Regions from separate parts of the Homo sapiens genome. Here region 1 is linked to region 2. Evidence: chromatin contacts called from ENCODE Hi-C or POLR2A ChIA-PET data. All regions are on one chromosome and are shown on one strand. The core of a region is the stretch at or near the end of the contact, and the rest is flanking DNA. Distances in the headings are between cores, read along the strand shown.

Region 1 (6,113 bases), core at 370-2,869, 4.8 Mb before region 2:
ACTTCATCTTTCCAGCTGTTTGCCTATAATCTCAACCTGATGGGCACCTACTATTGCAAAGTGCATTTGAAACTGAACTCCTACCCAAATAGACTTCAACAGAAGAATGGATAGGTAAAATCTCTTCTGTCCATACAATGGAATATGATTCAGCCATAACAAGAAATTAACTACTGATACAAGCAGCAACATGCATGAACCTTGAAAACATGATCCTGAGTGAAAGAAACCAGACACAAAAGGCCACATAGTGTAGGATTCCACTTACATGAAATGTCCAGAATAGGCAAATCCATAGATAGAAAGCAGATTAGTGGTTGCCAGGGGCTAGAGGAAGGGGAGAATGGGGAGTAACTGTCAATGGGTAAAGGATTTCCATTTGGGGTGATGAAATTTTGGAACTAGATAGCGGGAAGACTCCACAACAGTACACTGCATTCTGAATGTACTTAATGCCACTGAATTGTACATTTTAAAATGGTTACAGGATGGGCTTGGTAGCTCGCCTCTAAAAGTCCCAGTTCTTCGGAGGCTGAGGCAGGAGAATGGCTTGAACCCCAATGTTTGAGGTTACACTGAGCTGTGATCACACCACTGCGCTCCAGCATGGGCGACAGAGCGAGACCCTGTCTCTAAAAAAAAAAAATACGTAAATACATAAAATAGTTACAACTGTCAATCTTCTGGGTTTTTTTTAACCACAATAAAGACAAATTGAACTAGTTACTAGACAATGACAACTTGCAGCTTTTCGAAGCCAAGCCAAATTGCTTCAAAGTCTTGGAAGCATTGCGAGAACATAGCTGTTTAAGTAGGATGGTTAAGAGTACAAGATCTGAATTCAGACTTCCTAGATTCACCTCCAAGCCAATTTTCTCCCTTGGACCATAGGGAAGTCATTACATCTTTCTAAAATGCAGTTTCCTCCTGTGTAAAATTTGAAGCGGTGCCTACCTCCTACGGTCTTTGTAAGGATCGAACATCTAACAGGGCGTCTGCTAATCTAATAATATGCCATTCAATAAAAGTTGACCAGGGAGCGTTATTACTAGTTTAAAATGTGACCAATAGTCGCATCGCAGGTTTTGAAGAGTGGGAAGAGGGCATTTTGGCATGGAGGCCATTGCAGGCGTCAGGAGACGCGGGATCGAACCCCTGTGCTGTCACCAGGTGCGAAAGCCGCCTTCTTCTTCGGCAAATGGAGCTGGGGGTGAAAGGGTGAGAACTGGCAAAAGCCCTAAACAGAACGGACGAGTCTGGGTAGCTGGGGGGTGTCGGGGGAAACCTCTGCAGGTCGGTCCCGGCTGCAGGCCTGGAGACGACGGGAAGAGGTCGGGTTGGGGTCCGGTCACCTGCCACCCCAGCCACCTCCTCCCCGCGCGGCCGCCTGGCCCCCTCTGCCCACCGCCGCCGCTCGGCCTCCTCCTACCAGGGCAGGTTCCTGATCTTGGTCGCCGCGGGCTGCTCCTGCTGCTTGAGTGCTGAGGTCTCCATGGCGGGGAGACGAAGGTGACCAGATCCGCTGAGATCGTCGCGTCACCCAAGCGCCTGCACAGTGACCAGCCGCGACCTGACCCTGAGACCCTGGCACTTACAGTTCGCGCGCAAAAGCAACTCTCGCGAGACGCGGCCACCAGTTTCCGACTTCCTCCCTCGGTCCCGCCCCCTCGCGTTGCTAGGGCGTCGGTTGCTAGGTTACCGGAGGCGCGGGCCGCCAGCGTCCCTCCAAGCTCCGCCCCTCCAGCCTGCTCTGAACTCTCAGATACCCAGGCGCTTCCAGAGCAGGGCAGCGGGAGAGGCAGGGCCCCCTGCAGCCCCAGTCATCATTACATATTAAGATCTCAAGGCCAAAGCCAATTCCTGCCATCGCCAAGCTTCAAACACTTAAATTCAAAGGAACAAAAGCTGCCGGGGCTCAAAAAAAAAAAAAAAAATCTAAGAAAAAAAACAACACCGAGTAAAACGGCTGGGTCTTGAATATAGATGCCTTTGCGAAAGAAGGCTTGAGATACCTCTCGGCCCCCAAGCTGGGAGGTGAATATTTGGAAATGAAAACAACCCCAAACAAACACAACTGCAACCTACCTATCTCCGGAATCCGTGCCCCTCGCCCAAAAAGTTTAGGGAACCAACCTCCAGAAAACGACTCCAGAGAAAAACAAACAGAAACTTCCAGTTGGGTTAATCTGTGTCGCTGGAAGGTCTAGTTCATGAACACAGAGGACAAGGTCCTTGTGATCTGAGATACTGAGGAGAATCGATATCAACATTTTAGGTTTTTTTCCTGAGGCGAGGAGAATTCTAGATCACTTTTATTTTCTTCTTTTTTGTTGGTCTGTATTTTCTTTTCTTTTTTTTGGTGTCTTGCTCTGTCACCCAGGCTGGAGTGCAGTGGCGCTATCTCGGCTCACTGCAACCTCTGCCTCCCGGGTTCAAGCGATTCTCTGCCTCAACCTCCGGAGAAGCTGGGATTACAGGCGCGCGCCACCACGCCTGGCTAATTTTTGTATTTTTAGTAGAGATGGGATTTTGCCATGTTGGATAGGCTGGTCTCGAATTCCTGACCTCAAGTGATCCACCCGCCTCAGCCTCCCAAAGTGCTGGGATTACAGGCGTGAGCCACTGCGCCTGGCCTGGTCTGTATTTTCCAGCAATGAGCATGCAAAGCATCCATATTGAAGTCTTTTCTTTTTTTTTTTCTTTTAACATGATGAGGAAGACAAAAATCCTGGAGGATTTTTGAGGCTGGCCTGGGGTCAGCAGTGTTCTGATTAGGAGGTAGCAATACTCTTTGCATAGGATTACATCACTGTCACCTGCTTCAGGAACACAGCAGAGGGACAGTGGCAAGTATGTGATGGCAGTTATGGCTTCACCCTAGCCCCTGCCTGGGGACCCCGAAGAAGGGGATCAGCTAGGGCTTGTGATGTGACAGTGCCCCTACTCTGCTTGCTCCCAGGAAACTTTAACACTGGGGGCTTAGATCATTAGCATGCCATTTTTAAACTTTTCTTTCTTTCTTTTAAGATAAAACTGGTTTTATTCATTTTTATCTCCAGGAAGGGAATCATAAATGATTAACAAGTTTTTCTTAAATACTAAGGCTAAAAATCAGCACATGTTTACAATTAATTTGCTGACACATGCTGAGGTGAGATATAGATGCCTCTGAATTAAAGTTATAGAAACACATTAAATATTTGTCATGTATTGCCAAATTCTGGGGTCTTTGAACACTCCTGGGGTTTTGTTCTGTTTCGTTTTTGAGAGAAGGTCTCACTATGTCACCCAGGCTGGAGTGCAGTGGCACAATCACGGCTCACTACACTCTCTAACTCCCCGGCTCAAGTGATCTGCCTGCCTTGGGCCTCTTAAAGTGCTGGGATTATTGGCATGAGCCACTACACCCAGCCCACTTCTGTTTTTTAAAAGGCATAAAATACAAGTGATGGGTATAAAAATAAAGGAAAACAGCTGATACAATTTTAGAAAACAACTGATACAATAACTAAGCAAAATTATGAAAGATTACTAAAGAAATAAATGGTGCTATACCCTCCTCACCAACGATCTAATTGTTGAGACGCAGGCTTCACACTGGGGTAAAATCCTAAAGGGTGGCTGATATGGTTTGGCTCTGTTTCTCCACTCAAATCTCATCTTGAATTGTAATCCCCAGGTGTCCAGGAAGAGAGGTGAGTGGATCATGGGAGCGGTTTCCCCCATGCAGTTCTTGTGATAGTCAGTGAGTTCTTACAAGATCTGATGGTTTGATAAAGAGCTCTTCCTACTTCACTCTTTCTTCTCTCTCCTGCCGCCTTGTGAAGAAGGTGCCTGTTTCCCCTTCGCCTTCCACCATGATTGTAAGTTTCCTGAGGCCTTCCCAGCCATGTAGAACTGTGAGTCAATTAAATCTCTTTCCTTTATAAATTACCCAGTCTTGGGTATTTCTTTATAGCAGTATGAAAATGGACTAATACAGTGGCTTTTGAAACTAAAGGAGAAGTCATCAAGAAAGCATTGCTTTGGGTGTCAGAAGACCTGCCTCGAATCAGTTCAACTCTAAAAATCTTTACACAGCCTATGGAGAGAAACCTAAGCAAGTCCCCAAATCCTCAAGTGTTCCAGGAGAATGAAAAGAATTATAAAGGCTAAAGAATTATTAGAATCAGTGCAGTGAACATGTAGACCAAAGCATTCCTACATGCCAGGAAAATGGTGCATTTGAATGTTTTTGCTTCTCATGAGAAAGGCAATTTAAGTTGCAAGGCAAAGGCAAACTTTTGAAGATGGCCACGTGGACTCTGGATCCTTCTCTCTTTGTTCATGATTTGTTCTCCCTTCAGTGGTTTTGCTCCTTGCCAAGCATTAGGTACCCTTGGGGTGGGATGCCACTTTTTCCACTTAGCCTTGGGCAGGTTTCTTCTCTCCTTATCCAATAATATTTACTCAAAGATTGTTGTAAGGATTAAATGAAAGAACAAATGTGCAGCATCCAATACATCGCCACCCTACTCTTCCCTTCCCTCCTAACACTCTCCACCCAAACTGTTCTGGTTTCAAATTTGTCCTCTGAAACAAAACCCAAAGGATTGGCTAGTGGAACTATGCCATAATCTGCCCTTATTGATGGTTAAGGCCATCCTTACCATCATGGTACGAGCCATTCATGGTAAGAACCATCCTTCTAAGGACCTTTGCATTAGAAGCATGATGCTGCCACCTCCTTGAGCTGGAAGATTCAAAAAAGAACAGAACAACTTATCATAAAACTCTGTGTGCATCTGCTGTTCCGTTAACTTGGAATGTAGAATTCTCCTGTGTTGACATTAGATTATATGTTGCAAAGTCATCTATTGTATGCCTTCCCAATGGAATGTAAGCTCATTGGAGGAGAACCTTGACTTACTCACCACTGTACTTCTGGGGCCTGAAACATTGCCTGGCTCAAAGGAAGTACTCAACTCATAACTGTTTGATGAATGAATGAATGAAAATGGCTCATATCCATTAGGCAGTTTCTATGGCCGAGACACTGTTCTAAGCACTTTACGTTTATTATGATCACTCAATTGTTACAAGAAGCCCAAGTTACTATCATTGGCCCCATTTTGCAGATATGTTAGGTACCTTGCTTAGGTTCTCACTTGTAAGGGGCAGAACTGGATCTTGCTAATATAGTCTGATTCTATATAGCCCATGCTGGGACAACAGCATCAACAGCAGCCCCTGGGAACTTGTTAGACATTCTAATTATTCTTCCCACCACCTCAAACCCAAGACATCTTAAACTTCACAGCTGGGGCCCAGCCATCTGTGTTGTGACAAGCCCTTGAGGGGATTCTGAATCGCTCAGGTTTGAGAGTCATATCACTATACTACCCTGCTTCTCAGTCCTCAAGCACTCCAGGAATTTGATTTCCTATTTATTTATTTATTTGAGAGAGGGATCTCACTCTGTCACCCAGGCTGGAGTACAGTGACACTATCGCAGCTCACTGCAACCTCCACCTCTAGGGCACAAGTGGTCCTCTCGCCTCAGCCTCCCTAGTAGCTGGGAATGTGGGCGCATGCCACAACGCCCGGCTAGTTTTTGTATTTTTTGTAGAGACAGGGTTTTGCCATGTTTCCCAGGCTGGTCTTGAACACCTGGGCTCAAATAATCCACCCACCTTTGCCTCCCAAAGTGGCTCATACTGGGATTACAAGCATGAACCACTGCACCCAGCCGCAGGACTTCACTTTCTAAGAAACACAATGGATGCTGTCTAAAAACAAAATTTTATCAAATTGAATTTAATGATCTCATTGTCTGTTATTTTCTGCTTTTTTTTTTTTTTTTTTTTTTTGAGATGGAGTTTCACTCTTGTTGCCCAGGCTGGAGTGCAGTTGGGCAATCTTGGCTCACTGCAACTTCTGCCTCCCAGGTTCAAGCGATTCTCCGGCCTCAGCCTCCTGAGTAGCTGGGACTACAGGTGCCTGCCACCATGCCTGGCTAATTTTTTGTATTTTTAGTAGACACAGGGTTTCCCCATATTGGGCAGGCTGGTCTCAAACTCCTGACCTCCGTTGATCCACCCACCTCAGCCTCCCAAAGTGCTGAGATTACAGGC
Region 2 (5,918 bases), core at 3,041-5,540:
CAGCCTGTCTGGCCTTTTTTTTTTTTTTTTTTTTTATTCAACAGATATTCACGGCATACCTGCAAGATTCCACGCCCATAGTTTTTTTGGCCAGGACTGAAAGTGCTTCTATCCCCAAACTGCAAGTCTTTGAAAGGGCAAGCTTTTGCCACTTGGTTTAGCTGCTCAAACCACATTGGCTAATGCCTGTATATGTCTGGTGCCAAGGTTTTTGCTCAATAACTTCTCTACCTCTTATGCAACCCCTCACTTGACACCCTCTACCTGTTGGCATCCAGAAGAAAATTCCACCCTCCAGGTGAGCAAGGAGTTGTCACCTCCCTTTTCATGGACACCATACTTCCTAATGCAGCCTATCTTTACCTCAGTGTTTTCAGCCATGTTGTAGGTATCAGTGTTGCTAATCTCCACCTGACCCTGCCTTGTCTACAGAACTGGCAATAACTGATTCTTGTTTTTATAATAGGTATCATTCCCATTCTCATTTCATTTCTCTCATCTGAAATATGTCCCTGTGGTTCAGAATGAACCCTAACTTTAGCTGGCCAGTTCTTATGGACTGAATTGTGCCCACCCAAATTCATATGTTGAAGCCCTAACCCCAAATGTCTCTACACTTGGCCTTAATTATTTAGATTAATTAAAGGTAATTAAGGCTGGCCAGACATGGTGGCTCACATCTGTAATTCCAGCACTTTGGAAAGCAGAGGCGGGAGAACGACTTGAGCTCAGGAGTTTGAGACCAGCCTGGCCAACACAGTGAAACCCCGTCTCTACTAAAAATACAAAAATTAGCCAGGCATGGTGGCGTGCACCTGTAATGCCAGCTACTCGGGAGGCTGAGGCAGGAGAATTCCTTGAACCCGGAGGTGGAGGCTGCAGTGATCCGAGATGGTGCCACTGCACTCCAGCCTGGGCGACAGAGCCAGACTCCATCTCAAAAAAAAAAAAAAAAAAAAAAAAAAAAAAAAAAAAAAAAAGGTAACTAAGGCTAAATAACATTATAAGGGTAGGGGATCCTAATCCAATAGAACTGGTGTCCTTATGAGAGGAAGAGACATCAGGGGTGTGTGTGTATACAGAAAAGGCCCTTGCATGTAATTGAAGGATTAAAAAAAAATGAGAAAAGGCCCTATGATGACACTGTGAGAACGTGGCCAACTGCAAGCCAAGGAGAGAGGCCTCAGGAGAAACCAAACCTGCCAACACCTTGATCTTGGGCTTCCAGCCTCCAGACTGTGACAAAATAAATTTGTGTTGTGGCCAGGCGCGGTGGCTCATGCCTGTAATCCCAGCACTTCGGGAGGCCAAGGCAGGTGGATCACCTGGTCGGGAGTTCAAGATCAGCCTGACCAACATGGAGAAACCCCGTCTCTACTAAAAATACAAAATTAGCCAGGCATGGTGGCGTAATCCCAGCTACCAGGGAGGGTGAGGCAGGAGAATCGCTTGAACCTGGGAGGCAGAGGTTCAGGTTAGCTGAGATGGCTCCACTGCACTCCAGCCTGGGCAACAAGAGCAAAACTCCGTCTCAAAAAAAAAAAAAAAAAATTAAGTCAGGCATGGTGGCATGTGCCTGTAGTCCCAGCTACTCAGGAGACTGAGGCAGGAGAGTCGCTTGAACCCGGGAGGTGGAGGTTGTGGTGAGCCAAGATCGTGCCACTGCACTCCAGCCTGGGCAACAGAGCGAGACTCCATCTCAAAAAAAAAAAAAATTGTGTTGTTTAAGCCACCCAGTCTGTGGTATTTTGTCATGGTGGCCCTAGCCAACTACTGTGCTAATCTTCTGTGTCTTTGTCCAAACCACTGATAACAATAAACAGGACAGAGCCCTGTGGCTCACCACTAGACACCTCCCTCCAGGCTGATATTAATCTGAAACAGTCCAAATAATCTAATTCTAATCTAATTAATTAACAACAATAACAATTTGCATTAGTTCCTATTTTTCTAACTTGTTCATAAAAATGCAGCAAGAACCATTTTCAATTTTTTTTTTTTTTTTTTTTTGGAGACAGGGTCTCACTCTGTCACTCAGGCTGGAGTGCAGAGGCGTGATCTCAGCTCATTGCAATCTCTGCCTCCTAGGCTCAAGTGATCCTCCCACCTCAGCCTCCCGGGAGCTGGGAGTACAGGCGCACACCACCACACTTGGCTAATTTTTGCATTTTTTATAGAGACACAGTTTCACCACGCTGCCCAGGCTGGTCTCAAACTCCTGAGCTCAAGTGATCCCACCTCAACCTCCAAACGTTCTGGGATTACAGGCATGAGCTACCCCATGTGGCCAAAACCCATTTTCAAAATGACTTCAGAAACACCACATCTATGTCATTTCAAGGATCGAACACATTAATATTAATAAGCTTATGCAAATTTCTCTGTGATCTTATGCCTCAGCTGACTCCTCTGGGCCTCAGATGCCCAGTTTGTGACATTTGGGGATAGGGAGTTCACCATCACAACCATCAACACTACCATTTATTGACAGCTTTCTAAGTATTAGGTTACTGTGCGAAGCACTGCAGACCCCTCTCTCATTTAATCCATCAACAATCCCCCTAGGTAGGAATAATTGGTCCTATTTTCCACATGAGTAAACTGGCTCAGAGAGGTCAAGATGCTTGCCCAAGGTCACAGAGCAGGTGAACACCAGAGCTGTAACTGGAATCCAGGTGGCTGCACTGAGTACAGGATTTGCATCTCCCTACCCCATTACCTGTATTTGTTCTTCTTCCTTGGTGTGAGGGTGGGGGTGCTGCCCCTTGAGGGGGTGGTCTCACAGCTCCCCTTTGCCCCCAAGGCCTTCGATGCCTCCTTGCCCACGCCTCTGGTTCTGTTAGCCTTCTCCACCCAGGGCGGATCGAAGTCCGGTGGGGTAGGCCGGGTGCCTGCTGGGCTGCCAAACAGAGTCTCATCCACATATGACGTCCTGGCCTTGACCCGGTAGCCACCTCGGCAGCGGTGCTGAAGGCCGAGGGTCTGCATCCCACTGACGGCCAGCTCCACGGGGGTCTTCATGCTGCCTGTGGTCCCTGGTGACAGCAGGTGTGCTCTGCCGGCCAGGCCCTGCTTCCGAGGCTCCCTGTGAGAGGAGGTCAGAGTAGCACCCCTGAGCCACAGAAGTGCTAATGGAGGAAGACCGGTAGTGTCTGAAGTTCTCATCCCAAGGGTTTAGTTCTCTCTCAACCAGTCTCTCAAAGGGGAGCTGTCAACTTCAGGGGGCATTTTGGAAATTTCTTTGGCTTTTTTTTAGTTGTCATAATGGTGGTGAAAGGGGGGCTACTGGCAATTATTTACAGAATGACTCTGGCGGTGAAGGAGAGATGACACCTGTGTCTATTTAGGCACCAACCAGAAAACACACTATGGTGGTAGGGGAGACAGGCACTTTCCTATGTGTACTGATGGGGGTGGGGGCAATGACAGCCAGCGTGGATCCCATGCCTACCTCCTGCAAAGAGCTTTACAAGCATTGTTTCATTTAATCCTCTCAACAGCACTGTGAAGTAGCTTCGAATTTGTCCATTTTACGGATCACAAAACTGAGGTGAAGTCACATGTGTAGGTCACACCTATAAAGCTAAAACGGTGGAAGTGAAATCTGAGTCCAGAGCTTGTGTACTTGGCTACACTGCTATCGGGAGATCACCGCCGCCCCCACCGCCCCACATTCTGCGACTCCCAAATCAATGACCCGATTAAAAAGTGCCCGAGGTCCCTGCATTTTTGGGTTGTTCTCCTACCTGAGCATCTTGGCTCGTAGGCATCGGGATCCTCAGGGACCCGTCCCCGCACCTTCTTCCCACCAGGTCTGGACCCGTCGGTGAGGGCGCGGGGGCGCGCGGTGCATCCGGGATCCCCGTCAATCTGCAGCCCGGAATGCCTGGGGCCCCGGACCCCCGGCAGCCTAGGCCGTCCCGGGGCACCGCGCGCGGACGGACTCACCCGAGGAGCCGGCACAGGCTACGTGTGAACGGCCCGCGAATCCAGAAACCCAGAACCCAGCACTTTGCACCCAGCAACCAGGGAGCAGCCAGCAGCACTGCGGACGCGGCCCGGACCATTCGCGCCCGCGGATGGGGGGAGTCCGCCCAGGGGCGGGCGCCACGCTCCTGAGGCCCAGGAGGTCCCTAAACATGGAGAGGGTCCTCTGGTGCCACTCACTCAGGTGCGTGTGTACTAGGCCGCCGAGGGCCGCAGGCACTGGCGAAAGCTCAGCGGAGGTCACGTGGTCACCGCACCTCCCCCCCCCCCACGCAGTTGGTGCGCTCCTCAGGCCACGCCCCCTTCTGCGTTCCCAGCGCGCGGCCCGAATGGCGGCCGACAAGGGCCCGGCGGCTGGACCTCGGTCGCGAGCTGCCATGGCCCAGTGGAGGAAGAAGAAAGGGCTCCGGAAGCGCCGAGGCGCGGCCTCCCAGGCCCGCGGCAGCGACTCGGAGGACGGCGAGTTTGAGATCCAGGCGGAAGATGACGCCCGGGCCCGGAAGGTAGGCGCGTGGGGCTGGGACGCATGTTCGGGCCCGAGACCCGGCTCCGGGCAGCGCCTCGAGGCCTCAGTTTCCCCAGCTGGGGATTGGGCTCCGCAGAGTGTGGGGAGGGAGGCTGCCGACCCGAGGACCGGTCTTGGGACCGCCGGCCTGAGCACGTGTCTCGGGGCTTGTCAGGCTCAGGGTTCCGCGGCCAGAGCCTTGGGATCCCGGGGCTGGAGCCTGCGGGCCTTCCTGCCGGGTTTTGGTCGCGCGTCTCTCATTGGCTGCCTCCTGCTCGTGGGGCGGATCCTGGCTCCCTTTCGCCCAATGAAAAGTGCGGGTGCAGAAGATCTGACTTTGAGAGTTTGGAGCGTTCTTGGGAGGTTGAATTAAGGGGAGGCCAGACTGCGTGGCTTGAGACAGTGTGACGCCTCCAAACCTCTGGGAAACGAATTAAAACAATTTTTTTTGAGACAGAGTCTTGCTCTGTTGCTCATGCCGGAGTGCAGTTGTGTAGCCACGCCTTGCTACAGCCTCCGCCTCCTGGGCTCAAGCGATCCTCCCACGTCAGCCTCTCCGGTAGCTGAGACCACAGACATGCGCCACCACGCCCGGATAATTTTTAAATTTTTTGTAGAGACGGGGGTCTCCCTATGTTGCCCAGGATGGTCTCGAACTTCTGGCCTCAAGCAGTCCTCCCACTTCTGCTTCCCAAAGTGTTGGGATTAACAGGCGTGAGCCCGGCCAGTTTGTGTTTGTTGACCGTTTACTATGTGCCAGGCTCCATGCTAAGAGCTGTACGAGCCTTATTATTTAATCCTCACACCAACGTTGTGCTAACACCACCAGCAACTGTCATCTTCATTTTTCTACAGGAGGAAACTGAGGCCTAGAGGGTTAAGAAATAGTCAAAGGCCTGGTGTAGTGGCTACACGCCTGTAAACCCAGCACTTAGGGAGGCTGAGGTGGGAGGATTGCTTGAGGTCAGGAGTTCAAGATCAGCCTGGGCAACATAGGCAGACCCCGTCTCTACAAAAAATTAAAAAATTAGGATGGCCGCGGTGGCTCACGCCTGTAATCCCAGCACTTTAGGAGGCTGAGGCAGGCGGATCACCTGAGGTCGGGAGTTCAAGACCAGCCTGGCCAACATGGTGAAACCCTGTCTCTACTAAAAATACAAAAATAGCCAGGTGTGGTGGCATGTGCCTGTAATCCCAGCTACTCGGGAGGCTGAGGCAGGAGAATCGCTTGAAACTGGGAGTCAGAGGTTGCAGTGAGCCGATATTGCACCACTGCACTCCAGCCTGGGTGACAGAGCAAGACTCTGTCTCAAAAAATAAAAATTAGCCTGGCTTGGTGGCGCCCACCTGTGGTCCCACCTCCTGGAGAGGCAATGTGGGAGGATCACTTAAACCTGGGCGGCGGAGAGTACAGTGAGCTGTGGCT

What was found. A loop is a pair of places that touch in the nucleus more often than their neighbours do. ChIA-PET counts read pairs that join two places held with the same protein, here RNA polymerase II (POLR2A). Pooled maps may share reads with other maps.
Region 1: a loop to region 2 is called in a map of naive thymus-derived CD4-positive, alpha-beta T cell, with 17 times the contacts of the local background. The contact joins the promoter of RFC5 here to the promoter of DDX54 in region 2. A Hi-C loop is called at or near these places in 1 of 168 maps with a recorded cell type or tissue (naive thymus-derived CD4-positive, alpha-beta T cell) and 8 of 50 pooled maps. POLR2A ChIA-PET finds 5 or more read pairs at or near these places in 2 of 52 experiments (Panc1 and activated T-cell).

Annotation. Positions count from the first base shown.
Region 1 is chr12:118,012,209-118,018,321 of GRCh38, reverse strand. RFC5 (replication factor C subunit 5) reads right to left here and starts at 1,619. Exons shown (of 11, transcript NM_007370.7): 1 at 1,430-1,619. The coding sequence starts at 1,494. RefSeq lists a silencer at 1,328-1,377, enhancers at 1,742-1,911, 4,119-4,288 and a cis regulatory region at 4,203.
Region 2 is chr12:113,183,850-113,189,767 of GRCh38, reverse strand. It overlaps DDX54 (DEAD-box helicase 54), which reads left to right and starts at 4,290. Exons shown (of 20, transcript NM_024072.4): 1 at 4,290-4,490. The coding sequence starts at 4,317. It overlaps RITA1 (RBPJ interacting and tubulin associated 1), which reads right to left and starts at 4,047. Exons shown (of 4, transcript NM_032848.3): 1 at 3,747-4,047; 2 at 3,452-3,583; 3 at 2,720-3,085. The coding sequence starts at 3,021. RefSeq lists enhancers at 2,406-3,055, 3,056-3,706, 3,707-4,356, 4,394-4,473 and a silencer at 3,764-3,903.